7 separate regions of the Mus musculus genome follow, and all the other regions are linked to region 4. A link is a loop called in an ENCODE intact Hi-C map of the cell type or tissue named here. Cell type or tissue: heart. All regions are shown on one strand. Region 1 holds the start of Lamtor3 (late endosomal/lysosomal adaptor, MAPK and MTOR activator 3). Region 2 has its middle 3.0 kb from the start of Rap1gds1. Region 3 overlaps 1110002E22Rik (RIKEN cDNA 1110002E22 gene). Region 4 holds the start of H2az1 (H2A.Z variant histone 1). Region 5 overlaps Lamtor3 (late endosomal/lysosomal adaptor, MAPK and MTOR activator 3). Region 6 holds the start of Trmt10a (tRNA methyltransferase 10A). Region 7 holds the start of 1110002E22Rik (RIKEN cDNA 1110002E22 gene).

Region 1 (4,000 bases), 52 kb after region 4:
TGTTATATCAGACTTATATAAGGTTTCATATGAGAATTCTTAAAGCTGCTTTTGATTTCTAACGAATGTTCTAATGAATGATTTACAAATTTTTGTCTTTCAGTCTCTGTAATTTATCTCAACATATGAATAAAAAGAGGGGGTGTTCTCACCATAAAAGGCTTGTCTTCATTATATTTTATCCTTTTTTCTTTTTTTCCCTCTCCTTCTCTACCTCCTCCTCCTCCTCCTTTCTTCTTCCTTCTTCCTTCTTCTTCTTTTGAGACAGAGTCTCACTATATAGATCTCACTATCCTGGACTCACTATGTAGACCAGGCTAGCCTCCAGCTTACTGAGATCTGCCTGCCTCTGCCTCCCAAGTGCTGGAATTAAAGAAAGGCCTGCCCCACCATGCCCAGCATAGGATCCTCTTGATATGCTCATTCTTTTATTCATTCACTCATCCATTCATTCAATAAATGTATGAATCCCTGCTGTGTCACAGGTAATGAGCTAGGAGCTGGGAATTATTCATGGATTAAGACAATGCTCTAAGTGTAAATTTAATGAAGAAAACATTATTGTCCAGGAAATGAATGTTTTAATTTTGGTAAATGTAAGAAGATCACAAATTACCCATTTATCTATTAACGCCTATCTATCTTTAACATTTATCTATTAATATTTATTTATTAACATTTATCTATATATTAACATTTATCTCGAGTACCTCTACTATTCTGGAAAGGTCAAGGAAGATTTCACTGAGAAACTAAACTTAAACTAAAACCCAAAGGATGAACAAAAGGGGGGCTGAGACACTAAAGAACAACTTCATGCACAGTGGGCCAACCAATGCTATCACAAACACGCTGGCTCACACAGCTGAGCGGGCCTGCCGGAGATCAAGCCAGCCAACATTCTAGCATGCAGTGGGGATGGTTGGTGAGCCTACCTACACTGAAGTGCTATGGGCAATTGATGGCTTCTGAGAGAGGTGTCAGTGTTCTTTAAGGGTGATCTCTGGTAGGTTGGCCATGCTCCATTGGCTAGTCCCACAGGCCCCGGAGATGATCAGCCCAAACTGGACTTGATAGGTTATGGGGGCGGGGGGGGAGGACACAGTTTGAAGGGTACAGACATGGGGGTGAACCTAAGGGGAGTTAGAGCAGAAGAGTCAGGGGTAAATATGATCAAAATGCATTGTATGAAATTCTCAAAGAATAAAAGTATTAAAACTTTGTGGAAATGAAAAGAAACTTGAGTGGCGATTTAGTAAAAGAATTCCAAAGTAGGTGCTCCTAGAGAGCTTACCGTTTTCTTTAACGGTACACGACTGTTAACATCTGCAGCAAAAGCCATCAGCTTCCATTCCCCCTCCCCGCCCTCCCCCCACTCCCCCCAGCTCAGGCAGCCACTGGGGAGTATTTAGATCCCAGGTGATTTTCGTTTGTCCTCAGGGTTTCTACCAGAGTCTCCTAAGCGGATTACATGGCTGCCCTCTACCACAAAAGAGTTATCAACGCGTCAGTAATGAGAAACACCGGGCCAAAGCAAATGGAGAAGCCTCCCTTTTGCTAAGCTTTCTTGCCTTGCCCTTACAGTGGGCTTTCTTGAATGTACAAACACCAACAAAAAATATAGGCAGTTTTTATTTTATTTTAAGAAGATACAACAAATGCAGGCCCAAGAGCCAAAGCAGGCAGCCCAGTGCATGCGTGTTCAAAACGGACTTAGCAAACGAGCCCATAGGCCCATGGCTCCTGCACTTCTAGGTAAAAACCCAAGAGAACATGTGGTAGCAGCACCGTTAGGAAACTGGCTTGTAAATTAGGTTATCCAAGGACCTGGGACTTCTAATAAGTAGGCTGCTCAGTTTGTTCTCCTCAAACGTCTTCATTCATAAAGATTTACATAATGGGTCTGGGAAAGGTGTACACATACTCCGCACAGGATCATCTTCCGTTGTAGGTGAGTTGGATGGAAATTAAGGTGCAAGGACCGCAGATGCCAACCCAGCTGCTCGTGGCGCAGCGCGCAGGCGCAGGAAAAAAAAAAAAAGCCTCCAGGGGGCGGGGCGGCCGCGCGCGCAATTTCCGCCCGGGTCTCCCCGGAAGTTCCGAGTCCCGGTACTGGAGGGTGCAGCAAGTGCTTCCTGGATCCCGCGGAGGTCACGAGTAATGTGACAGCGACTTGACAGGCGGCTTCAGAGAGGCGACTGAACTGCGGGAACACCGGGGCAGGTCTTCCCAGGCTGGAGCGCGCGTGCGTCTGCAGAGGTCGCCGCTCCTCTCAGCTCGGGGACAGAGTGGGTGGGGAGAGGTGGGCTGGCCACCGGGCAGGGTCCCCGGGAACCTCCCCACTCCCTTGACGGAGATCCAGGGCTCTCGCTTGGCCCTGGAGAGGGTGGATCTCGTGATGCTGTCTGGGTCTGGAGAGGGTGACTAAGCCTCGGGTGCGGGGGAAGTCACGGAAGTTTTCCTTCCAGGAGTGGAGATCGATTCTGCGAGGAAAAGGGGTTCATCATGGCGGATGTAAGTTGACACCCCTTCCCAAGAAAAAGGGGAGGTGGGAGGTTTGCATACGGCTTCTGAGAGGAGAAAGGTAGAAATGTGTTTCAGCCTCGCCTCTCTTCCTGGATTTGTAGTAAGGACTTGCAGGGGCCTGAGCTTCTGTCAGGACCGGTTGTGATGGGCCACTAAGGTGCTTTAGCCTCAGAGAACTATATATTCTTCCACCTCCTAATCCTATTGGAGCATACAAGAACTCTGTGTGGGTGGCACTGGAAATTCTGAAGGATGACTGGCCGCCCTTCCAGTCAGTACCTGTTCATAGGACAGTGCTCTGAATCCTCTCCCAGTAAATAATGCTCTTGGTGTCTCAGTAGGCAGTGTTGGGAGTCTAAAAGGATGGCTAACGCGTGCCCCCTTAACAAGCTATGTTCCGTTTCTATGTGTCTGTTTAAGACGAGAGCAAAAGTAAGTTTGTGGTGGTAACGTGGGAAAGGACACTCATTCAGTTTGGGAGATAGAGGTTCAAAACAGCACACATTTAGAGTGGAGGTCATAATTGTCAGTATCTTTGCCAAGAAGCTGAATGTTAGAATAGTTTATCGGAATTAGGATCATTTAAAAAAAAAAATTCATGGGCAATCTGGATGCCCGGACATGGGAAGAGATTTATAGAGGATTCTCAAGTGAATACGGTAGCATCCGGATGTAAAATATTAGGAAGCACGTGACCTCATTTTACAGCAAATCTGTATTTGTGTGTCCCAATTCCAAGTACACTGACATAGCCCTTACTAACCTTTGACAGCGTTCTTAGGTTGTAGGGTCTGTGATTATCCCTGTAGACATGTAACGAAGCATATAATGAAACTGAGGCCTAGAAAAAGGTTAACTAACTTCTCCCAAGTTATACACGTCAGAGATGAAATGCCAGTGACAAGTGGTGAGTTCATGTCCTTTAGGGATAGGGACAGGGCTAGAACAGCACAAGGTAATAATGGTCTTTTAAAAATTATTCTCTTTCAGGATCTAAAGCGATTCCTGTACAAAAAGTTGCCAAGGTAAGAAATTATTGATTTGTTGCTGAATAAATTCTGTGCAACGTGTTAATCTTACAAAGTATTTTGTTTCTCCTTTTAAAATTAGTATTTTTATAAATTTCATGGTAATTATTTACCACATTTAAATATAAAACTAACCCCAGGTATCCTAAGAGATGGCTTGAGTTTCCAGATAGCTCGAAGCCGAGCTGTTGGATGACTTCTGTGTGGTTCTACGGGGAGAGATGCTGGGGACTAGAACTTAGATTTCCTGCCACTTTCAATTTTTTTTTTTTTTAAAAACACACTACCGTAGTTGTTTATTAGCTTATCTTTTAAAGTTCTTAAGTAAATTTAAGAAAAGAAGGTTAAAACTTGCCATTATTTTTAATGTTACTATTGGGACCTAATTGCTAGGTCAACGTAATCCAAAATTACTAGGCTAAGACAATAGTTGAAAAACAAATTCA
Region 2 (4,000 bases), 1.2 Mb after region 4:
GGACTTTATCCCAGGCCTGTGGCGATCTGTAGGAAGAGGAGCTGCAACTCTTGCTGCCAGAAGGGGCTGTTTCTTCATCTGTGACTCTCACAGACCAGTCGCTAATATTACAGGCACAGATCACAAGAGCATCTCGATATGTTAGGTACTGGGATTTTATGTGATTTTTTCTGAAATAAAAATGCAACATAATTAAAGACAGGTGTGATCTATTTACAGCAGCTCAGGCATAGACTGATACAGATGTTAAACACCCGTTCTTGGAAGAAAACTACTCTTCCTGTTTGCCTATAATTCATCTTGCAGAAGGCTGTTAGGATTGTTGTAATAATCTCTATACACAGGGTTCAAACAAAATTACTGAGCATCTGGGGCCCAGAAGACAAACCAGGGCAGGACCACACATCTTCTGAGGGTACCTCTTCCTTGCCTTGTAGCAATATGACTCTAGCTTTCACATATTTTCCCTACGTGCTTATGTGTCCAGTTTTCCCTTATTTATAAGGACACTGGTCATGAAGATCGGGAAGGCCACTCCCAATCTTGACTCTGGTGTCTGCAATGACCTGATTTCTGAACAAGGTCACATTCCGATGTCTTAGGGATTTCTGCTCGATGGCTGGGCACAGTTCAGTCAGTAAGACCACCCCCCCCCCCAAGTCTACAAACATGCACGTGCCTTGTTCTGCTTCTTTTTCCCAAATGTTTGCAAAAGACCATGCTAGGTCTTTCTATTGCTTCACATGGTTGATCTCTCTCTCTCTCTTTCCTTAATTTTCACAAATGTCTTCTACATTCTCTGTTTCAAGTTGCTTTAAGTTTCCTGTTACTTCCTTTGCTAATTACATATCACAATAATTTCAGGGTATGTCTAGCTTTCATTTGCATGTATGCATTGAAATTGGAAAGGCAGCTGGGTTTTTGTCCTCCCACCTGGCATTAGTTTAAGCATCATTTGTGCTCCTCTTGCATCCACAAGCCACCCCTTCGACTTTCTCACCAATTAAAGGCACAGTGCAGGGCAATCATGATGATCATGTTGAACTCCAATACATTGACATAACTATAGTGAGACTCTTTTGGACTATACCTAGAAGTGGCTCATTTAAGGAATGATGTAATGCCTCTTGGGTTGTTTTGTTTTGTTTTGTTTTGTTTTGTTTTTGAAGTGTGGTCTTGCTATATATAGTCCTGGCTGGCCTACTCACTGTGTAGCCCAAATGATCTCACAAACATATCAGTTCTCCTGTGGCCTCTCCAATGATAGGATTAAGGAATGTGCCAACATACACAATTCTTTCTTCTCCTTTTATAGGAATATAATGATTTTTAAAATATTTTTGTCTAAAACAGTTATTCTCAACCTATGGGTCATGGCCCTTGGTGGGGGGAGGGGGGGTTGTCAAATGACCCTGTAACAGGGGTCACCTAAGACCATCAGAAAACACAGGTATTTAATTTATGATTTGTAACAGTAATAAAATTATGAAGTAGCAACAAAATTATTTTATGATTAGGGGGTCACCATGAGGGCCTATATACAACATGAGGAACTGTTTTAATGGGTGGCAGCATTAGGAAGGCTGAGAACCTCTGAGTTCAAAGTTACCTGTGTGAGGAGCCCTTCTATACCATTTCATCCAGACTCTGTACACCCACTTTATATCCACACCTCTGTACTTTATGTCTCTTCAATATTATCACTAGAATGGCGTGTATTTTGCCCTTTAGCGATCACGTTTAAGCATCCATCCTGAAAGACGGTAATTTTTGCCTTTCCTTTTTGGCTGTTAGATCACCAGTGCTGAGAACAGAGCTAACAGAGCAAATGTTTAGTGGAAGTTACTGCATAATTAAAAGTCTTTCGGTTGTCTCTATGATTTTTTCCTAAAAGAGAGCAAGAATGATGTTAAGAACACTGGCTGCTCTTGCAGAGGACATGGCTCCCATTCCCAGCATCCTCATGGAGGTGCATCATCACCTGTAACTCTTGTTCCGGGTGATCTACTGCCCTCTTCTGGCCTCCATGGGCACCATGCATTCACGTGGTACACAGAAATACTCTGTAGCAAAGCATCCATATATGTTAAAGAAGAAGAATGGTGTTGAGATTTTTCCTAAAAAGAATAAAAGACATTTTAAAAATAAAGAAATAAACTTGACACCTCACAGTGAGAACAATTATTTGTAGAGAGACTATCTTGTGTATTGTATGGATGCTTCACCTGTCAATTCAAAAACCTAAGGCCAATAGGAAAGGGTAGAATAGAAGGTGGAACATCTGGGAGGAAGAAAGAATTCTGGGATAGAGCCAAGCATGGGAGATTCACCCAGGAAGATGGGACAAGATGGACACATGGTACCTGAGCCCAGTCCCCTGGCAGAATGTAGAATAAAATAAATGGGATAATTTAAGTTATGATCTAGCTATATGGCCAATGCGTTTGTAAATATATTTTGAGTCTGAGTTTTATCTCTGGGAGCATGGGACTGAGAGGAAATACCAGGCCTAAACTTCTCCAGTTATTCAATAACTAAATAGAACAACCAGTCTATATTATTTTATTTTAAGAAAAAGTTTCTCTACTGGCTTGAGTGTCGGACTGTGTTCGCTCTTTGTGTTCCTAGATGTCCCTGCTTTCAAACAAGGTAAACGACAAGAACAATTGCTTACAATACTCGTCATGAACACAAACAACGACCAGGAAGATGTTTCTTAAGTCAAGAGGTCCTCTCAGAAGTCAGTTCGATCCCCCCACTGCAAGATAGGCAGTGGCAAGATTTGAGTAGGCCTATTAGAAAGCGAAGAGGAGGTTTGTAATGTACAACTTAGAGGTTTACGGATTCCTCCATGAAGTGTGTGTGTCCATACCTAACCTGTTCATTTGGATAACAAGTTCTTTTGGAAATTGACATGGCTTGAGAAATGGTTTTTATTTGAGAGGAAGAGCAGTGAGGAAAATATCTGTGAGAAAGATAAAACTTCACTAAGTAATGCCTTTTGGAAGGCGATTAAAATCCCTTAAAGGAGACATACTGGGAGGGACCTGCACAGAGGATAGACGGGAAGAGAGAGGATGTCTTTCTTCCAATCGTAGGGAGCCAATTGCCTCTTCCCCACGATGCTTGGGATATTGTTTGAAGGGATCTCACTGGAGGAATCAACTGAACTTAACCACAATAAAAATGAATGATCTCACAGGGATGCGTTCTACCTCAACCATTTCTGTTTCAAAGTCCCCATTAGGGAAATTAGGCTCCTCCGGATTGAACTACTGGACTGTTTGAACCTTATTTTAGGCCCTGTTCATTGTTCCCTATACTGTTTACTTGAGCATTAACAATTTTCTAAGTCCTGTGGAAGCTAAAGTTTCCTTTCATATTCTGTCAACTCAAACTAATGTGTATAGATTTCAAAAAAAAAAAATTATGGACCTGCATTGTGAGACCTGAGGTGAGAAAGACTTAAGAAGTCTACCTGGCTGAGTGAGCGTCCCCTATGAGCTCAGTGCTAACGTAACGTGTCTGTTACTTTCTCATCCCTGTGCTGAGCTACCTGACAACAGCAGCTTAGAGGGGATAGGGGTTTTTGTTTTGCCTTATAGTTTAGGAAGATACAGTCTGTCGTAGCATTGAAGGCATGTCGGCAGGCGCGGAGGCAGCTAGGGATTTGCTTCTGCAGTTAGGAGGCACAGTGATAGATGGCCGGTACTGGGGGGACTTTTCTTCAGTCCAGGCCCCCAGGCCATGGAATAGTGCTACTCACAATTAGGCTGGGTCTTCCCACCTCAGTTAATCTAGAAACTCTTCTTGCAGGACCAGAGGTTTGTTTCCATGGTGATTCAAAAACCCATCAAGATAACAATGCAAGAATCACAGACTCAAATAACTGTAGGTGCGTGTTATGCAAAGTGAGGGTAAGACCAGTCTATTTTAGAAGTCTCTTCCTGTTCAAAAATCTCCTAAGTCGGTGAATGAAAAACAGAAAGAAAGGAAGCCA
Region 3 (4,000 bases), 210 kb after region 4:
TGTGTGTTTGTTGTGTGTGTATGTGTGTGTGTGTGTGTGTGTGTGTGTGTGTGGATTGCTGAGTTTGAGAAAACGACTAAGAAAAGCAGGGAGAAGGGAATAAGTTGAAGTCTGAACATATCCAATACACTAAGCTTCTCTGAGTTTTTCTCATGATTAAAATGTTTATTTTGATTAACATGATTAAATGTTCAGCCAGAACATTCTCTGCTATAAAGAGAAACCTGAGCCATATCAGAGACTCTAGACTCAAGGCTATGCCTTCAGTGATGAGAGGGCTCAAGGGAGGAAGGACATGGGACGAACATATGCGGGGACCCCGTGTCCCCAGGCATGCTGATAGGTGAGAGTTGTGTGCCTCTGACCGGAGTAGCAGCACATATGACACAGGGACAGCTGGGAGTGGTATTGTTACTTACTGGTGTAGGCCAATGTTGTATACACTTTTACCTGTAAAATGAAAATAATTTTAAGAAACGTTGTAAAGATGCAACTGTCAATTATCTCAACAAACGTGGAATATAGAAAGTGTCAACGTTTCTTGGAAACTAGAACCCATAAATACCCAAAATTTCAACAGGGCCTGGACAAACCAGGAAATCACCCCTATTGTTTCAGACATCCAGGGTGGCATCAGGGGCCTGTGCACAAAATAGCTGAAGTTCCCAGTCAGGAGACAGTAACAATAGCTCAAAAGTCCCCTCAGAGCTGGCCGGCCTCCGGGCAAGTCCCCTCAGAGCTGGCCAGCCTCCGGGCAAGCCATTGGCTGGGTGCCAGTGTATTCTAGTATCCCCCACAGCCTTCCAGCCTGCTCTACAACTCCGGGCACAGCTTACCAACTGCGAGTGGTGATTTTCCTCTCTGTCTGGGCACAGGCCTGGGAGGAGCAAGATGTCTGCCCCGAATCCCTGATAAATGTGGTCAGTGTTCCAGGTCTAAACTCCGGCCTGGGAAGGCAGCCAGGGAGACCCCTTGGTAACACAGTATGGCTAACCCTTCGTCTTCACTCTCAGGAGTTACTTGAGAAGCCTCTGGTGGGGTTTATTGGGTAGTTATTACTATTTTATCCTTCATCAGAATTAAACCAATACTTTCAAACAAAATTTCTCTAAAATTAATAGAAACACAATAAATACCTTATGGATATCCACAGAGCAATATCTAGACTATATTGTTTAACAGATTTATCTTCATTTCTTAGTTGGTTGTCATCTTGGAGAGGAGTTTCTTACACTTCTCCTCCTGCTCCTCTTCCTGCTCCTCCTCCCCTGGTCCTCCCTTTTCCTCCTCCCCTCCTCCTCCTATTGGCCCCCTTTCACTCTGCTCAAAGAGTCCTTATAAACCTTGCCTTAGGACCGCAAGCCAGAATTACCGTTACATTCTTTTATGTAATTCAAATTATTCTTCTTAGTCGCATGGTCACCCCTTCTTCACCTGTGATTGTGTTCAGTTTCCTCTTGCTGTTTGTTCTGTGTCTGTTGAGATAGAAAATCAAGCTTAACAAACTGTGTATCAGTGAGTTCCAGGGGAATGCTAAACAGTAGATGCCATGTGTGCCATATAACACTACATGCTCCATACAGTTCCTTGAGCCCGAATATATTTTCTCAATATAAATATGAAACAAGAAGACATATTTGAAGTGTATTTGCATGAGATGCAAAGATATCATTATTCTATCTTTCATTCTTAATAAACAAGCTGAAACAGGCTTTCTTTTCTAGGTCACAGGACTAAAGTATCCCTTGCCTTGCTCCTTTGGTTGCTTATAGTTAGAGAGATGTTATTTGAGTCTTCTATCTCAAGGTTATATTTCACATGATAGAGACATCTTTCTTCTCAACAAATAGCACTTGAAGTTTATTTTATTTTTGTCTTCATACTACTGTATCTGAAAATCAACTTCCAGGCACTAAAAAAAGATTCTTTAAGCAAAGTTCTAGCAGATTATATTAAGAAATTTCAAAAGAGAGGAAATGGATAATTTTCATACACTTTTGAATAATGGCAGTGCTGTCTTAATATGGGTCTAATTGAGTTGTATGTTATAGGCAGGAAATGTAATTTATATAAAAAAAAAGCACACTGTGAGAAAGTCCACATAACTTGCTTAGCAGTCATTTGTGTTCCCAGAATCCCCAGGGCAAGGGTCCGTTAATCTAATTAGATTACTGACAGTAAATTTCAAATGATGCCATTTAATTTAAATACCAGTTCTGTGTGCTAAGTTTTAGGGAGGCATACAATATGCCATTTTGTCCTGGTGAATCATTTCAGACAAACTAAATATTTAACTCTACAATCATTTTTGAACAGCTGATTGAATCTGAGTCGGGTTTTCAAGACAGGCTCCACTTGGTGGCACTTTCTGGAAGTCAGCAGTGTCTGATAACGGCAGCACATGGTTGCTAAGCACATTTAAAACTTTTAAGTTCCAAACTTAGAGAAATGAGCCAAATAATCAGATAGTCAACAGGGAATGTAATTTTTGTTGTACTTTTAAAGGGGAATATTCTTCCGGAATGAGTCATCTTTTCTTTGACCGTGTTTTTTTTTGCATTGTTTTTTCTTTTGCAGGAGCAAGACAGAAATAAGAACTGTTCGTTAATTTGAAAGTTTCATTGTAACACCGAATTCATCTGAGAAAACTTCCAGTTGTGTTATGCACTTTTATTTCTTAGGAACCATGTGTGTAAGTTTGTATGTTTTCCTGAACAACTCTCTTAAGGTAGCTTTTGTTATTTCAGTTTTATTAAGATGACTAAATGGTTGCGTTTCTCCCCCATGAAGTGTTTCTTTTTATACTTTAATACAGGACATAAGCTTTCTTGCCACCGCCTCCCCTCCGCCCTTGTGACCAGGCACGCAGTACACAGAGTATTTGAATGGTTTGTTCAAAACAGGCAGTGGCATCTGATTGGTTCGATTGCAAACCAAATCAGCCAATCAAGAACTAAAATCAGAAGTCACCCTGGAGTTTCTTGAGCTATGTCAAGTCTAGCTGACAGGATGGCATCTCCTACTTAGGTTTTAAACACAACCGTCTGCTTCCAGTAATAAATAGCCAACTCTGTCATTCTGGCTGTTGTGTTGTCTGGGTTCCTGACCAGGTTTGGCATGACTTCCCGTGCAATCATGACAGATGGCGGTTTTGACATTTGTGCTTTAATTTTTCCCATTTGCACAGTGCCCTGACACTGTTTTTGTCACAAAGCAGAATGTTTTGAGGTATGGGGGAACCCGTGATTACACTGAAAATTAAGTTCTTAGTTTCAGAAAGCATAAACTGCCCATTCTCCTTTAAGAATCCAACCTTTGTTGTAAGTGTGCAACACACATACCCGTAAATGAGTCCTTTCATAGCTGTGCCCTGCATCTCCATGTTTGCAGCTCGAAGAGAAGCCTGTTTGGAGAAGAAGACAGAATTGGCTGTGAACTTTGTTTCAGTGTTTGTAATTCGCTCCAGCCCCAACCACCCCACATCTTGTAATTACAGTGCCCGATTCTTGCTTCAAGTTTTAACAGTTGCAAAGATTCCAAAAAACCAGATGCATTACTGACCAGTTGTAACCCAATTCTGACTGAATGGATACATTCAGACTTTCCTAATTGGTCTCTCAATTAAGTGATACACTGAAGAATTTCTTAATTACTTTCTAACCAAATACCCCGTTTAAAAGGCAAGTATTAACGCTCAAGATTTCTGTAAGGAATCTCTGTTCAGTCTCTTGTTTGTTTAAAGATAAAGTATTCTGGAAAATTCTTTAGATGACCCTTTTTATTTTGACAATCACCAGTATTTGCTTTCCACTTAAAATTGCTTCTTGAAGTCAGGGATTTTATGCCTCTCAGAATACTGAATTTTCTAAAGCTTTTAACATTTTAATACTTTGTCACTGTTGGGTTTGTTTTTTTTTTAAATCCAGGCTCAAAACCAAATTCAATACCACTTCCAGGGCCTTTCTTAAGGGGGAGAAACAAGTTCTAAAAATTAAGTTCT
Region 4 (4,000 bases):
CCTTCGAGCCACCTGTCAGAAGGCAGGACTCTGAAGGAAACCGAGATCTGCGGACACGAAAGGCCAGGCCAGAGGGCAACCGAGAGGCGCCGGTTGTCAGCGAGGGGGCCAGGCTAGACCGGGAGGGAAGCTCACGTGGTCTCCGGAGCACCGCGGGGGAGTGGAGGGGGGGAGGCTGCAGCGGGGAGGACGCCAGCGCGCGCTCCTCCCCAGCCTTCCAGCTCCTCCCTCCAGGCACGTGACACCACCGTCCACTCGCTCGGTGGCGCAGCGCTCTGTTGCTGCCCTCCCGCCGCGGCGCCCCTTCTTCTCCCGGTCCTCGTCCCGCCGCATCTCCTCCCCCCCTAACTCATCCCCCACGCGCCAATCATCGCTCGAGCTCCCGAGCGCCCGCCCCGCCACTCCGCTGTGCGTTCTCCCATTGGCTGGAGCCTCAAGGACGCGTCCCGAGGGCGGGAGGCAACCATTGGTGGGCCGAACCGGCCGAGTTCCCGGATGAGGGAACATTCTGCAGTATAAAGGGCGCGAGGAAGGCGGGAGACGGCGCAGTTTGAATCGCGGTCCGACGGAGGAGTGGGCGCTGGGATCTCGCTGAGCGTCCGCCTGGCCTCGTCTCTTCCTCGCTCGTCGGAGCTTCAGCACGGTCCGAGATGGTAACGTGAAGAGTGACGGCGGGCGGCCGCGGGCTGCAGGCTCCGAGCGGGCGGGGCCGCCGTCCCCGGGGCTGGGAGAGGCGGCGGCGGCGGCGAGTGGGAGCGTGCGGGGACGGGGTCGGGACGAGCGGAGGGGAGGTGTTTTCGGAGCCCCGGAGCTCCAGGCGGGAGGCGACGGTTGGGGGGGCGCGCACGGCGCGGCTGGGAGCCGGCGCGGGGGCGCGCAGCCGCGGCGGGCTCGCGGCAGGGGTCGGCGGGGGAGAAGGGCGGGCGGGGGGCGAGCGGCGGCCCGGGGTCCCCGGCGGGGCGGGCGGCGGGCGGCCGAGCGCGCGCTCGCTCGCCTCCAGGACGCGCTGTGGTGGGGGAGGGGCGCGCCGCCTTGGTAATTCTATCTTCTCCGTCCCTCCCGGGCTCGCGGGCGTCGGCGGCGCCGCAGGCTGGCGGTAAGGCTGGAAAGGACTCCGGAAAGGCCAAGACAAAGGCGGTTTCCCGCTCGCAGCGAGCCGGCTTGCAGGTGGGTAGCAACTGCCGCAGTCGGGTGACCGGGCCTTTATGTTTGCACCCCCCTTGCTTGTTTGTCTGCACCCTCCATGGGTGTTCCATCTTAGCATGAGTGATGTGTCGCGACTTGGCCCTGCGGAGACAGTGAATACTGGGGTTTGGGGAGGGGGGGCGTCGGATCACATGTGTGTTAACTGGCGGGGCGCGTTGGTGCACCACCACCGTCCTTGGCTTTGGCGCGCACATCTTATCTTAACGAATTTCCTATCTTTGTGCATTTTTTTTCTTGTTTGTTCGTTTGTTTGTGTGCATAAAAATCAAGTTCCCTGTGGGCCGTATTCATCGACACCTGAAATCTAGGACAACCAGCCACGGACGTGTGGGCGCGACCGCCGCTGTGTACAGCGCAGCCATCCTGGAGTACCTCACCGCAGAGGTAAGCGGGAGTACGCCTGTGATCTGGAAAAGCTCTGGGGGGGCGGGGGAAAGTGGCGAGAGAGGAGGAAAGTGATGCAAGAAAACTCGCAGGCCCTAAGAGCGGCGCGCAGACCGAGGGAGCGCTAGAGGGAGCTCGCGTTCAGCCGAGGAGGCTGCTGGGCCAGAGTGTGCTGCTCCTGCAAATGCAATTGCGTGCCCCTTCGGGGTTTTTTGGGTGGTTTTTTTTTTTTTTTTGCATAATTCTGCATAATTTTATCATTCAGGTAGTAGGGAATGACAACAGTTGGTAAATAACACCATTGAGGTTCAAAGATCTTGATTGAAAGTAAGTTGGAATATTGATCATCAGATTTTTATTTATTTTTTGCCTTTTAGGTACTTGAGTTGGCAGGAAATGCGTCAAAAGACTTAAAGGTAAAGCGTATCACCCCTCGTCACTTGCAGCTTGCTATACGTGGAGATGAAGAATTGGATTCTCTGATCAAAGCTACCATTGCTGGTGGTGGTATGTCATCCCTAAACTCCTAACATTCTATTTAAGAAGAAAATTCCTACACTCCCATTGTTTCTAGAAGAGATTTCAGTACAGGGTGCTTTCATGGGGTTTGGCTTTCCACTTAGTTTTTGCTAAGATCATTGTTCATCCCTCAAGTTTTCACTTTGTATATGAATTTTACCTGCTTTGAGTTCATGTATTGTTTTTTTAAATGTTTATCCAGAAGGTAGACTTAATCTGTGTCCCTCTCCTAGGTGTCATCCCACACATCCACAAATCGCTGATCGGGAAGAAAGGACAACAGAAGACTGTTTAAGGATGCCTGGATTCCTTATTATCTCAGGACTCTAAATATTCCTAACAGCTGTCCAGTGTTGGTGATTCCAGTGGACTGTATCTCTGTGAAAAACACAATTTTGCCTTTTTGTAATTCTATTTGAGCAAGTTGGAGGCTTAATTAGCCTTCCAACCAACCAAATTTCTGCATTCGAGTCTTAACCATATTTAAGTGTTACTGTGGCTTCAAAGAAGCTATTGATTCTGAAGTAGTGGGTTTTGATTGAGTTGACTGTTTTTAAAAAACTGTTTGGATTTTAATTGTGATGCAGAAGTTATAGTAACAAGCATTTGGTTTTGTACAGACATTGTTTCCACTCTGGTGGATAAGCTCAATAAAGGTCATATCCCAAACTAGCTTTAAACTTGCTTAATAATCGGGACTTACCTTAGATCTCACTCAGCAACAAGTACATTCTCTGCTTACTAATTAAACAGTGCATCTGTAGTCATAACCCCGTGGTACTTTTGTTGTTTCTTTGTATCATATGACCTCTTAGGGTCTTAAAACTTGGGAAGAAGCTGGAGGTAACTGCTTTTGGCGTCCCCCCCCCCCCCAATTGACAGTTAACTAATGTGAAAGGGCCTGTATCCTAAGGTGGGACACAAGTACAGAGACCCTCAGGGTACAACGAAAGTACCTCCACCGAATGAACTTCGGATATAATTTGCTTTTAGTGACCAGACACAGGTGTGAAATGCTAGTCACATCTTGATTCATGCCAAGCATGTTCCATTATTATACATTGACCCCTTTCCCCTCCCTGAGCCTTAAGACATGTATCCTAATTCCTGGAGCAAATCAAACAGAATAGGAGGTGCTTAAGCAGCCTATGTGGATGAAAGAACTTCCTGCCTTACAGCTGCTTTAACCCAAAGAGCTGCATTGTACCTGCCAGGTGGCAGGTGGGTCAGATGTGCCGCTGAGAAGGGCTGGGGAACTGCGGGGGTTGGGGGTTCCAGGGCTTCCGATCCAAAGCAGGAAGCGCCTGTAGGACGAATCCATGCGGCAATCACTCCCTAACGGAGGCCCAGGGCTTCCCAAGACCTAAGGGCCAGGAGGCCTGGCCTCTGATCCTTGTGGATCTGGTCGTGAGGGTCCCTGTCCCCACCCCGGTGGCGCGGAAGGCGGGCTCCGGGCCACACCGGAGCCTAGGGGCCGGGGCGTCCGCGCTCCGCCAACCCACGGCCTCCCCGCCCTCCTCCCGGGTTACCGCGTCGGCTTTACGGTCCGCCAGGCCCGGGAGGGACGCGGCTGGCGCCGCTGCGGCCGCGGGGGGCGGGGAGGCGGCCGTGAGGAGGCGGAGCTGCGAGGCCGCCCGTCGCCGGGCCGCCGCCGCGGTGCCCGCTCCTCCCCGCGCCGTGCCGCGCCGTGCCCCGCCCGGCCGCCTCGCCTCCTCCGCGGCGGGCCCCCCTCGCAGCTGCGCGGCCGCGGACACCGAGGCAGGCGCGAGCCATGGAGGGCAACCGCGACGAGGCGGAGAAATGCGTGCAGATCGCTCGCGAGGCCCTGAGCGCCGGCAACCGCGACAAGGCCCAGCGCTTCCTCCAGAAGGCCGAGAAGCTGTACCCGCTG
Region 5 (4,000 bases), 58 kb after region 4:
AATGTATCTCAGGGAGAGAGTATTTCACTCTTGGCCCCAGGCTCAATCTGCAGGACTTCCAAAGGGACAGGAATATTAGTCATAGCACATCAGCAGGGAAGCTATTACACCACTCTTTTCATAAGGACTGAGACCTGTTTGGCTCAGCTTTGCAAGTCATTTCTTGAAGGTTTATTGCACCCTAAGAACAAGGAGAACAAATAAACAATAGCGCTGTGAGCGCTTTGATGCGTTTCTGGGTGTGTGGGTTTGCAGGGTATATGCATTCTTGCCATTTTTGCTTTGTTTGTTTTGTTTTTTCACAATTTTACTTATGTGTGGGGGTGTTTTGTATGTATGTATGTCTGTGCTCCGTGCCATGGCTGATGTCTATGGAGGGAGAAGAGCGTCCCCTAGAACTGAAGTTACAGATGGTTATAAGCTGACATGCAAATACTCGGAATTGAAACTGGTTCTCCTGAAGAACATGTAGTCCTCTCAACCGCTTCTTGAATTCTTGGTTTTAGCTACTTTATTTCTGTACTTCTCAACAAAGTCAGATAGTTCCTGGTATCAATAAAATGTGGTTTTCTCTGTTAAATATTGTCCTTGGATTTGTATTTTAAAATCTAGTTGTAACTCTCTCCCCCTAAAACTCTCAGGTTTTTCATGTTTTATAGTAGCCAGTATTTTGTAATTATATGAAAGGCCTTACGGAAGCTTTGCAGGAATGGCGAGTAGACTGCCAGTGTCTGAGTCCAGGGCCTTGTGGGTGCTCAGCAAGCACTCAGTTACACCCTCAGCCCCAGTATAATGTCCTTAACACTAATGTAACTCAGTTATTAGATTGAAAGTAGTTGTTTTTAGTAAACGTTAGATTTTTGCTGATTAATAAAATGTATTTCTTATGGATGTGTCTCTTGTAGCCCAGCAATTGTTAGTAGTAAAATCTATGCAAACCACTCTTCGTTGTGTGTAGACTTGGAAACAACTTCTATATTTGTGACCTGATTTCTAAAAAGGAGTGCTTTAAGGCTGTAGCTATTCTGCATTGTTAGGCTTGTACCTCTGTGGATTTGTAATCCATTAAAAAGAACATTCTACTTTTTTACCGCCTTTGGTATATTAGCGACTATTTAAATTAATTACCGTGGAAATTAGAACTTACCTGTGCTATACAGATTTTTCTAACGTTTTTTATAATGTATTGAGCACCTGTCTTTTAATTTGTTTTTTTTTTTTTGTTTGTTTGTTTGTTTTTTCTGAGTAGACAATATACTTATAAACTTCAAGGTTGCAGAGCTCCCTGCGCCTGGGCTGCAGTCATGAGCTCCGCTGGGAGAAGCATCTGCTGTCAGAAGTCTTTATGTCCTGGCAACCAGGCACAGATAGGAGTATACTGTGTGCGCGTGACAGGCATCACATATGCGCACACAAAGCTTGCTTACAGTTTATAACATAGTTTGTTGCTTAAGGTACATTTTTCAAAACTGAAGTTTCTTTTTCACTTACTATGACTTTAAGAGGATAGAGAGATGGCTCGGTAGTTACGGGCACTTGCTGCTCTGTGAAAAACACAGATGGGTTCACGTCCTAGCACCCGTGCTGGGTAATCCACAGCCACCTCTGAGTCCAGTTTCCAGGAATTTGATGCTCTCTGCTGGCCTTGGAAGGTACCATCGTGCATGTCCATACACAAATAGGCACACAGATGGGGTTGGTTGGCTTGTTTGTTTTAAATTCATGAGCATATACATATTGGTGGGTAGAGACTTAAGGTGCAAGTGTAAGGACCGGAGTTTGGGTCCTCGGAACTCACATGAAGTCAGTGAGGTGTGGGGACAAGGGAATCCCTGGAAGCTCATGGCCAGCCTGTCGGAGAGACCCGAGGATGTCCTCTTACTTCCACGTGCAAACTGGGTCGTGGTCTCTGTCTCTGTGTGTGTGTCTGTCTGTCTCTCTGCGTCTGTCTCTCTGTGTGTGTCTGTCTGTCTGCATCTGTCTCTCTGTGTGTGTCTGTGTCTCCCTCCCCTCCTCTCTCTCTCACACACACATACACAGATACACATGCTTACACACATACTCTCTTTCACACACACACTTTGAAATCAGATCTGCTCAGTGCCTAAAAAACAGCCCCTCCTTTTCAGTTACTTGATGCCCTAATATTTAGCCAAGCCGCCACTTCCCCAGAGAAGTGTTCTCCCTACAGATCTTCTAATGGCACCTCCCATAGTAGTAATTTTACCTTAGTGTAAGATTATTTGCTTGATAATAACTCAACTACTACTCAACTTCAATTCTAAGATTGTAGAGTCAGTATCACATGATCAGGAAATACTAAGTGCCTTAAAATCTGAAAACCCAGTATCAGAAATCAGAAAGAGTGAGGGAAACAGACAAAGGTTCTTTAGTTTTTACCGTTGTCAGAGCTGAACCCTTTTCTGCTTCTATAAACCATGGAATGATAGAACATAAGCTTTACTCTTCAATAATTAACATACGTGTGGTAAATATCCTCAGCATCTCAGTGGTACACGTTAGGGAATTTCTAGACAAGTTTTTCTCAACACGCCTGGGAACATATTCTAACACACACACACACACACACACACGCATATGTTTTTCAGGAACATGCATGAAACAGTAGGGGACTTTGCTTCTTGGTGGTAGAGCTCTTGCTAGAGTGTGCAGCTCCCTGCGTTCCGTCTGCGGTGCTGGAGGAGGGGAAAAAGAAATGTCTATATGCGTGAGAAGTACCACCATGAGTCTGAGATACATATTTGTAGAAATCAAAGTAACTTTGTAATACTGAACTTTGTTTTCTTGTAGTGTTGAAGGGCTCCATGCAATTGTTGTGTCAGATAGAGACGGGGTGCCGGTTATTAAAGGTAAAGCTAACTGCATGCATATGGCACATTTACTTTTGACAAAAAATGTTTTATATTTAAATAATTAAAAATATAGACAGCTTATTTCAACAAACTAGAAAGACTGTTTTAGTTGTTCGAGGAAGTATATACGTTGTGTGTTGAGGACTTGGTGTAGAGCCTACAGTGAACTGCATGTCATCTGGACCATGTAACATCTAGCATCTGTGTGCATTTACCATAGTCCTGGTTATCCACTGAGGATGCTTATGGCATAATACAAATCATTAAACAAGTCTTTACTGTTGAAAGTGTGAGCAAGGCAGGCAGGCAGCCAACCCCTAAGCCACGGCACTAGCTCACACTGGTGGGTTTTTTGTTTTGTTTTGTTTTTTAAGATTTATTTATTTATATGCATTCATATATGTATTCATATACATATGAATATGAATGCACTGTTGCTGTCTTCCGACACACCAGAAGAGGGCATCCAATCCCATTACAGATGGTTGTGAGCCACCATGTGATTGCTGGGAATTGAACTCAGGACCTCTAGAAGAGCAGTCAGTGCTCTTACCTGCTGAGCCATCTCTCCAGCCCCACTGGTGGGTTTTAATCTTGTGGGGTTTTGCTTCTTTACTAGAAACATATTTTTTAAAACTTTAATGTCATTAGTTTAGTTGATCAGAATCTAAGAAGTTTCTAAAAATACATCTCTGTAAAGTCTTGAGACCTCTATGCATGCATACAATGTGTTTTGATCATATTCGGTTCCACCCCAAATCCACCAAACATGGTTTTGGCAGTCCTCAACTTTCTTTGGTGCACATTTGCTGTAACAGAGGTAGTGTGAGCTCAGCTTGTCTGCTGTTCGTATCTCCTGGCATCATCAAAGTGGACTTTGCTGGTTTCACTTACCAAAGATTAAAGATGAAATAGTGTCTTATGCATTTTATTTACAATTTCTTTTCCATATCAGGTAAATTTAGACATTAGGATTAAAACGTGCTTTGAGGTCACGTGGGTTATTTCTTCCAGTTTATCCATTAGCATGGTCAAGTGCAGAGAGGACACTGCCTGGGCAGAGCTGGGCATTGAGTTGGTGACAAGACATGATAAGAGTCCATTGACTGTGTGCCACCCACCACACA
Region 6 (4,000 bases), 280 kb after region 4:
ACTCTCTCGTGTGTTTATCTTACACGTTACTTCACTCTTCTTCCTGATAACTGCTGCTTTATCCCCTAAACCCAAACCTGTGTCTAACTCATTTCGCAGCACAGCGACTCCTAAGCCCATCCATACTTAGGCAGACTCCCCAGACTCCGCAGATATTCAAATCCAAGCTTGCTATGTTTGCTTAAAATCCAGTTTTCTTCTAGTATTCTCTAAATTACCCAATTAATAGAATTATATTTCTACCACTGTTCACATTAGAAAGCTGGGTAGAGCCCTTCTTCCTTACTCCACCACTGCTCATCAATGTGTAAAACCTTCACGTTTGGCTCTTTGCTTTCACTGCCCCCAGCTTTGAAATTCTTCATTTAAAAAAATGTTTACTTTCCAAGATGGAGCAAAATTACAAAATCTCCGACACTATGTGCTCAAGAAACATTCATGTCTTCCTTTCTATCTACAGGCATCTTAAGTATGTATTCACTTCTGGATCCTCTACTTCTTTGATGGAGACAATCATTTAGTCATTGCTGTACAAAATCCTAAGCCAAAGACAATGAACTGTCAACTGTGTTAAACAAGCCTGAGTTTTATAAATCAATGACTTCCTTACATCACAGGACTTTATCTTAAACTTTTATATGCTTCTTTGGCTAAACTGCAGTTTTTACTCGTACCTTTTTTTTTTTTTTTTTTTCATACTTTGGATTGATTCTGCAACCATGAGATCAAATAACCAAGTCAAATTTGGTCACATCATAAAAATGAGGATTTTTCTCCTAACTTAAAAACTCTTTTAGATATCAAGGATGCTAGGCATTACCTCTAAAACTGTACCGTTATTTTAAAGACAGATCCCATAAGGGCAACAGAACAGCTGCTGAAAGATCTGGCACACCACTCTGCCAGCCTGAATTTAATGACCTACATGTGAAGGGCTCCATATCCAGTTACTAACCCTCCCTCAGCTACTCTCTGCCCTGATACGGAGGCAGCCGAAAAAAGATGCCCTACTAACAGCTCATAAGTGGATTCACATTTTACTGCCAATGTTCAGTTAACAGAAATCTCTAAGATTTGAGAGATCCACAACACAGAGCATGTGATCCACATCTTTTTCCAAATAAAAACAGAGTTTAAAAAAGATCTCCCCCACACACTAAATTCAGAGACGATTCAGTTCATTTAAGAGCCTGTAACAAGTTCAAAAGGTCAAGCAACAAGAAAAATCTAATGATGGGTCTTTATTTGAAAAATAGTTTTTTATCTGCAAATTCTACAGATTCATCCATCAGAAAAGCCAAATTAAAACAAAACAACTACAAAAAGACCAACCTACCCAACTGTTTGGTTTTTCTTTTTCCCTCGGTTGACTTGGTCTATATTTAGCAAAAAGATTATATAAGGTCAAGTATTTACAAACGATGAAATATCACTAGTGTTTTGCAAAACAGCATAAACAAAACCTCAAAGGATGGACTGTAAAGTATTATGTTTTACTAAGGACATAAAAAGAAAACTTTAAAATTCCTAAGTTCGATGAATTTCTATTAAAAATTTCAGTTTACAATTTTTTCACTTATGAAAGACCATTGGTAACTTTCTTACATAAATTAGAAGTACGTTGGGCAATACTAGATCATCCTCTCAACGCAGAAAAAAATAAGAGCATTTCGTCTGTTTCGCATTTCAATTTCTTTCAGTGGGGCGATCTTCGCCTCGAGACCCGAGCTTACACAGGCCTGTGGGTAGAAATGCAACGCTTGACCGGGAAAAACGCCTCGCGGTAGCCACTAACCATTCCCGCAAAACCCAGGCCCAGACCCCGCCCCCTACAGGCTCCTCCTCTTTCTCCGGTTTGGAGTTAGCGCAGTCCGATGACGTAAGCCGTAAGTGCCGTAACCGGGCGCGCAACCACCGCCTCTGCCTCTGGGAGTTGAAGTTTCTGAAGGAGGACGACCGCGTGGAGCCGAGAACACTTCAGAAAGGCTTTCTAACCGCACCCCGGCGTTCCCCACCGGCCCCGCGGCACGGTAAATATGGCACTGCGGCTGTCGTGCCCCTGCCCGTTGGTATCCTTTCGGATGCCAAAGGAGCGTGAGCTACCCTAGCCTCCGCTGCAACCAAGGCTTCCGGAGTAGAGGGTGAGGGCCTGGGAAGTAGTTGCCGGTTTGCGGAGGAAGTGGCGTCAGGTGTGCGTTTTCCACGCCCCTCGCCACTCACGTGCCGTCTTCCAGAGTCGTGATTGGTCAGCTGCGGTTCGTTCGCGGGCGCAGGGCCCCGCTCGGGGCGTGCGCGCGCCCGGTTGTCGCCGCGGTGTGCGCTCCGGGTTTCTGTTGTTTAGGAGAGTCCCTACCGGAAGTGTGGCAGAAAGGAGCCATGTGGAGTCTCAGGGTAGCTTGTCGCAACGCTGCGTTGCGCCTAGAGGGCAGGCGAGCCGTTTTCCCTTCTTTTCCTCTTTTTCCTTCCCTGGGTCAGGCCGTCGCATGTAAGGGCGCCGAGGGGCAGTTGCTGCCCAGGCGGCTCGGCCTCGTGGTCAGCTGAGGATGAGGTTAAGATGGACGCGTTACCGGTTGCCACTGAAATATTTTGTGTTTAAAATGTGGTTGCGTGTCCGGAGATGTAAAATTACTCATTTAAAAAAAAAAAAAAAAAAAAGCTCTCCTGAGATTCCCTCCCAAGCCAGAACTCAAGCCAAAGGGACTTTGACAACTGAACAAAGGGCTATTGCTACTGCGGTACAGACCAACGCGTTTAAAAATAAAAAAAAATAAAATAACATAAAAATACCCTGAAGTAGGCATGTATTGATTTTAGAGTTACCGAAAAGAAAGCTTAAAGACTACGAGGGCCGTTTTAGTCGATTTGATAACAGCCGGGTTTTTGTCTTTGGCATTAAGTGACGTATGCTCTTCCCCACACCAGATAGTCTTTGTCAGTATTACTCAGTTTTGAGTTTTGTAATCCTGTCTGATAACTTATATCCAAGAATTAACCATCCAGGTTTTTTCTTTTTAAGATATGCTAAAGTAAAGTCTCAGAGTTGTTTTATCTTTCTGTAAAATGTTCTTAAATACTTGTTAGACTTGGATTAGTGGATTAAAATGTGCTTTAAGCATCACTGCTGGTCTGGGAGAAGCCTCAGACTCGCTGCCATAGAGATTCACCTCGTGACCCAAACTAAAGCCGTGTGTTCAAAAGTGCCGTGTTTTACATAATGCATCAAATTCTTACTCTATTACTTAGTAGACAGTCGGAGCGGAAGCTATCTTGGTGAAGTCTAGACAAAACAAGACAGCCAGCTAGTATTTTATCTGCATTCATGTATTTTATAAAATGAAACATATTTCATGTGTTGTTCAGTAGTCTGGCTTATTTAATCAAAGCTTAGGAAACACCCAGTACAGTGTTTCAAGAATTGATAAAACACATTAATGTTAGGACAAGCTCACGATAGGCTGCTCAAAGATGTTACTATTCTGTGATAGGTCAAGTTAAATTTAACTGGAGACATTTTAGATGTGAAAGACAAAGGCTCCCCCTGGTGTCAGAGAGCTGTAAAACACGGCTTTTGTAATTCTCACAGTTAAGGCAGCTCAACACTTCAAAATTTTGAACATAGAGAAACTACTGAAAAGTATTGCCACGGATAAATATTGCTTTGTTTCATAGGAATTTAGTACTAGAGACCAGAGGAGTTAGTAACTTTGAAATTACTCTCTTCGTTTTCTTTTAGAATTCTATGAAATCCCATATCTACTCAAGTTATCCTCTCGGTTTGGAATAAGTCAACTGAGTTTCAAGTTTCAGAGCTGTGCTCTCTTGAAAATATGTTTCATAAAATGTTTTCCTGTTAATTTCAATTTTGCTTTTAAGTTTGCATTACTGAGTCTTGTTTTTTCCACTATTCATGCCTTTGGGCATATACATTTTTGAGTTTTATTTAATGCCTTTAGAGCCATCTGTCAACAGTGTGCAGTAGCACTCTCCCTTCAGAATTCCC
Region 7 (4,000 bases), 200 kb after region 4:
CCCATGACTCCAAGCTACTCCACTAGATCTCAGACCACCCCTTTTCATGGTACCATAAACTAACCCAGAACTCTGAAAAACACCAGAAGGGAAACCGTGTGGAGTCCTTAATTGTCTTCTTTACCCTAAAGTTGGCTGCTGTTTTTCTATTTATACATTTCTTTTCTTTTAATAGTCAGCCCTACTATGGTGTTTCAGCTTATTTGATTTTAAACCACAAAGGGAATTTTTGGTTTGACTTAAAAAAAAAAAAACCTTTTGGAAATTGACTTTATATGAAGGAACCCCCACTACCACCATATCGACACTGGCATTGTTTAGCTGGAAATCCTTGAAGGAGCCACACACCTATTCTGAAGGTAAGAACCCACGTTAGAACCGAACCAGGCTGTGTCTGATTGTGGGGGAGGGGGTTGGGGGGAGGTGGGGAGCTTGGCCAGGGCTGGGTTCTCAGAGAGGGGAGACCTCAGGAGGTTTTGCGGAACTTTGGGTATTAAGAAATTATGGTGACCAGTTGTAGTCTGGGACCTTTAATCCTAGCACTGGGGGAGGCCGAGGCAGGTGGATATCTGAGTTCGAGGCCAGCCTTGAAAACACAGAAAGAAAGGAAGAAAGAAAGAAAGAAAGAAAGAAAGAAAGAAAGGAAGGAAGGAAGGAAGGAAGAGAGAGGGAGAGAGAGAGAGAGAGAGAAAGGAAGGAAGGAAGGAAGGAAGGAAGAAAGGAAGGAAGACAGGGAGAAAGCAAGCAAGAAAAGGAAAGGAAAGGAAAGGAAAGGAAGAAAGAAGAAGGGGAAGAGGGAGAGAGAGAGAGAGAGAGAGGGAGAGAGAGAGAGAGAACATTACCATATACCCTGTGTGTCAGAACTTTCAGTTTTATATTTTGCTAACCACAGGAAGAAACTCAAGAAAAAAAATCTGTTGTGTTGCGATGACAGACAGGGCCATATGACAGCGCTAGAGTGATTCTTCCTTGGACTATACAGAAACTCTCGCCTCTTGATTAGCCAGGAAGCACATGTGTCTCACACTGTCTTGGACTATCTCCAGGGCTTTCTTACTGCCCAAGGCATGGTCAGCCTCAAAGAAAAGTAAAAATGGCGAGCTCAAAAGTCTGCTTGCCTGAGAGAAGGGGACTATATTTAATCCATTTTATTAACAGAATCGTGTTCCTTAGCCCCCCAAGTCCATAAAGTGTTCTCGGGTTGAATATCTGAAATAAAAACAAACAAACAAACCTCAACCAGTTACATAGATTATTTGTGGTCATGCAGATTTGATAGTTGACGGGGTAACAACTCTGAATGGTTTTGTGGGGACCCACCTTGACTGTGGGGACCCACCTTGATTGCCTATCGTAACCGTAAAGGTCTCCAGCTGGACTGCCTAGGTTTGAATCATGCCCTACCTCTGTGTCTCAGGTTCCCCGTCTATAAAATCAGTATAGTAATTGTACTTAATTCATGTGGTTCTTACCAGAATTCAATCATTAATATGTGCGTAAATGTTAAAAATGTTCCTAGTTAGTTGTACTTACTAATTAAGAAACTAAGATTTGGAAGGTATTTCTTTTTCTTTCCCATGACCCTGAGTTATGGCTTAATAACCATTGCTTTATTCCAGATGTTTTCAGTCTCTTCTGGGCACGTTTTAGTGGCAGTAGAGAGGGCAGAGGGCTTGTCCTAGGGAGAATGGTGGGGTTGGGATGCCTACAGGGAGAGAAGGTAGACGCTGCAGTTGTCAGGGGTGACTACTTCTCACTTACGCACATGCCTACTCAGAGGAAGGAACCCTTTTCAGCGTGGGGATGGCATTCATGTCAAAAGGGGATGGTTGGCGGTGTTATTTTCCTTTCCACAAATGTGGATGTTTAAAATAGGGCTTTATCCAATCGGCATAGGTGACACACAGACTATGTATAGAGGTGGACTTGGGCCTGGCAGATGATGAGGGCCAGGTCTCACCAAAACCTAGTCGTGGTTTTCCATGGACCATGCCCGGGGAATCGCCCCAAAGGTTGCTAGCACTGACCCCTCTGTTGCCTTGGCAAATCTGCCTGTCCAGATCTTGACTTGTTTGGAATGAATCTATCTCAGAGCGGGTGAACTGGGATTTTGGCCGTATTTTCAGGGGCATGCCAGAGGCTCACATTTCCTCTCTGAACCTCCCTCCAAGCCGCACTGTACTCAGGGAGGGTAAGCATATTCCTTGTTCTTTCCTGCGTTTTGACTCTCTGCCCTGCAGAGCTGGCGTGCAGCCAGGGGAACCCAATCGCTGAGCTGTAGCTAAGGCTATATTTAACATGACTTATTGTCTTGTAGTGCGTTTACAAGTTTAGGAACGGTTTTGAGCTTGAGTAGTCACTGTAGGGATTTGAAGTATTGTCCATATTGTCTTTCTGTATTCCTTCAGAATGCCTGTAGCTTAAATTTATTTAAGGAGCTTTTAGGTCTCGGGAAATTCCCCCTTTAAGCTTTGAGTAAACACAGCAAGGATTTTAGAAGAGGTTTGGTTTTTTTGTTGTTGTTGTTGGGTTTTTTTTTTTGTTTGTTTGTTTTCTGTTTTTTTTGTTTGTTTTTTGTTTTCCCAATTTGAAACAAATAGGTTATGTTTCACAGAGTATAAGTCTGGCCAAAGGGAAGGATGACGAAATATTCTTGTCCTGTGAAAGCTTCTATGACCATCCCTCATCTGATTTTGCTCTCCAAAGAGGGAAAGACAATGCAAATGAGGCAACTATAAAATTACCATATGCACAAGTGGGACTTGAAATATTTCTGGAGTTTCCTTAATGGATTTGAAGTACCGTGAAAAAATTTGAATTTTGAACAAGGAGAGAAAATTCATTTAATCAGAGGCTGGGGAAAGATGGCAGCCAGCGAAGGGTAATTGTGCGCTTGCTAGACGCCTCTAAAACAGATTACAATGAACATTTGGCTGATTTGAATCAGAAGCCACATTCCTCCCCCACCCCGCCTCCTCTCCGCATCTCTTCTTTTTACCCTCAAGTGTAGTTTCGATATGACTAGGGAATGGACACTAAAAATATTTCTGGAATGACGTGACCCTCTATCTCCCCATCCAGGAGAGCGACAAAGCTGTACAAGGGACAGCACATGCTTTCCGTTCATTTCTGGCAGACCCCTGTCCGACCTACAGATGCTGCTTCGTCGCTGGCTAATGGCATTCAGACCCCCACCCACCGACGCTGTCAGACAAGCAACTGGACTGGACAGCTCAGCAGCAGGACACTGGCCACAATCGCGGCCAGAGCCGCAGCCCCCTGGCTACAGACCACCTCTGCTGCCTCTTTTGGGAGCCCTCCCACCTCCCTCTGGCTTGCCGAGGCCCCACCACAGGGGCTGAAGAACTGGGCGGTGGTGGCAACTGTGGCAGTGGTACCTACAGCCTTGGGGCCAGCCCAAGCACGTGGGAACCTGTTTCAGGCCACTCTGTGGCCCCTCCGGGACCAGAGGGGGACCCAGGACAGCCCCAGCGCTCACCACTGCCTCATCTTGTCTCTGAAACCTGGACAAGGGCTCAGAATGGAAGGCGGTACGTCTGACATGAACTCACAGACCAGCCTGACGCCTGCGGAGGACCCGGTGAGCCGACCACAAGACAGCCCGGAGCCCAGGCAGCAGCTGCGGCCACTACCTGAGCCGTCAGCCTCTACCCTGCCTGAAGCCAAGTATGTGGAGACGTGTGCTTCAGCTGGACTCCGAAGGGAGAGTCCCCAGACCCTGAAACTGCCACCAGAACAGCAGGCCTCCAGGAGTCCAAAGACAAAAGCCCAGGATGAACCCAGCGGCCATGCCCCTGAGGCTCCAGCTCCGGGGGAGAGTCCTGCTTCCTCCCAGTGCCTCCCCTCCCAGGCTTGTGAGAACGACTTCTCGTCTTCCTCCTCCTCCTCCTCCTCCCTGGTGGACAGTGCAGAAGACAATGGCCTTTCCAAAATGGACGATCCCACCAAGTTACTGGGGGTCCTGGCCACCTCCTCTTCA

The links. A loop is a pair of places that touch in the nucleus more often than their neighbours do. Peaks named below come from ENCODE experiments on the same cell type or tissue, not always from the same donor. Only the 100,000 strongest peaks of a DNase experiment are listed, where the experiment ranks them.
Region 1: a loop joins it to region 4, with 7 times the contacts of the local background. A loop is called at or near these places in 19 of 42 quality-filtered maps.
Region 2: a loop joins it to region 4, with 5 times the contacts of the local background. A loop is called at or near these places in 2 of 42 quality-filtered maps.
Region 3: it touches region 4 in a loop (4-fold over the local background); 4 of 42 quality-filtered maps call a loop at or near these places.
Region 5: it touches region 4 in a loop (6-fold over the local background); 19 of 42 quality-filtered maps call a loop at or near these places.
Region 6: a loop joins it to region 4, with 10 times the contacts of the local background. A loop is called at or near these places in 26 of 42 quality-filtered maps.
Region 7: a loop joins it to region 4, with 2.9 times the contacts of the local background. A loop is called at or near these places in 4 of 42 quality-filtered maps.

What each region holds. Positions count from the first base shown.
Region 1 is chr3:137,916,405-137,920,404 of GRCm38, forward strand. It overlaps Lamtor3 (late endosomal/lysosomal adaptor, MAPK and MTOR activator 3), which reads left to right and starts at 2,151. Exons shown (of 7, transcript NM_019920.2): 1 at 2,151-2,259; 2 at 2,469-2,514; 3 at 3,517-3,551. The coding sequence starts at 2,506. It also overlaps a transcript of Dnajb14 not described here. In heart, a CTCF peak has its summit at 2,078 (motif pointing right); a DNase peak (open chromatin) is centred at 2,107; H3K4me3 peaks cover 2,419 bases; H3K27ac peaks cover 1,946 bases.
Region 2 is chr3:139,076,196-139,080,195 of GRCm38, forward strand. No RefSeq gene overlaps it. Among named protein-coding and RNA genes, the nearest start is that of Rap1gds1, 3.0 kb to the left of the region's middle. In heart, a CTCF peak has its summit at 2,007 (motif pointing left); no DNase peak of the experiment used is centred here; H3K4me3 peaks cover 305 bases; H3K27ac peaks cover 109 bases.
Region 3 is chr3:138,074,587-138,078,586 of GRCm38, forward strand. It overlaps 1110002E22Rik (RIKEN cDNA 1110002E22 gene), which reads left to right. Exons shown (of 3, transcript NM_001370862.1): 3 at 2,578-4,000. It overlaps Gm52617 (a long non-coding RNA gene), which reads right to left. Exons shown (of 4, transcript XR_003954569.1): 2 at 3,342-3,403; 3 at 1,373-1,475; 4 at 145-450. Among named protein-coding and RNA genes, the nearest start is that of Gm5105, 9.2 kb to the left of the region's middle. In heart, a CTCF peak has its summit at 2,355; a DNase peak (open chromatin) is centred at 785; H3K27ac peaks cover 391 bases.
Region 4 is chr3:137,864,044-137,868,043 of GRCm38, forward strand. It overlaps H2az1 (H2A.Z variant histone 1), which reads left to right and starts at 444. Exons shown (of 5, transcript NM_016750.3): 1 at 444-653; 2 at 1,090-1,167; 3 at 1,477-1,590; 4 at 1,968-2,097; 5 at 2,343-2,879. The coding sequence starts at 651. The coding sequence ends at 2,404. Dnajb14 (DnaJ heat shock protein family (Hsp40) member B14) reads left to right here and starts at 3,632. Exons shown (of 8, transcript NM_001033155.1): 1 at 3,632-4,000. The coding sequence starts at 3,881. It overlaps Gm43403 (predicted gene 43403), which reads right to left and starts at 283. Exons shown (of 2, transcript NR_169184.1): 1 at 1-283. In heart, a CTCF peak has its summit at 1,736; DNase peaks (open chromatin) are centred at 338, 1,178, 1,678 and 3,748; H3K4me3 peaks cover 3,397 bases; H3K27ac peaks cover 2,854 bases.
Region 5 is chr3:137,922,301-137,926,300 of GRCm38, forward strand. Lamtor3 (late endosomal/lysosomal adaptor, MAPK and MTOR activator 3) reads left to right here. Exons shown (of 7, transcript NM_019920.2): 4 at 2,812-2,870. Among named protein-coding and RNA genes, the nearest start is that of Lamtor3, 5.7 kb to the left of the region's middle. In heart, no CTCF peak of the experiment used is centred here; no DNase peak of the experiment used is centred here.
Region 6 is chr3:138,141,567-138,145,566 of GRCm38, forward strand. It overlaps Trmt10a (tRNA methyltransferase 10A), which reads left to right and starts at 1,882. Exons shown (of 8, transcript NM_175389.5): 1 at 1,882-2,030. It also overlaps a transcript of Mttp not described here. In heart, CTCF peaks have their summits at 1,811 (motif pointing left), 2,386 and 3,538 (motif pointing left); DNase peaks (open chromatin) are centred at 925, 1,875 and 2,225; H3K4me3 peaks cover 2,699 bases; H3K27ac peaks cover 2,695 bases.
Region 7 is chr3:138,061,940-138,065,939 of GRCm38, forward strand. It overlaps 1110002E22Rik (RIKEN cDNA 1110002E22 gene), which reads left to right and starts at 303. Exons shown (of 3, transcript NM_001370862.1): 1 at 303-359; 2 at 3,082-4,000. The coding sequence starts at 3,113. The region is part of intron 1 of Gm5105 (predicted gene 5105); the gene reads right to left. In heart, no CTCF peak of the experiment used is centred here; a DNase peak (open chromatin) is centred at 2,232; H3K4me3 peaks cover 1,118 bases; H3K27ac peaks cover 2,259 bases.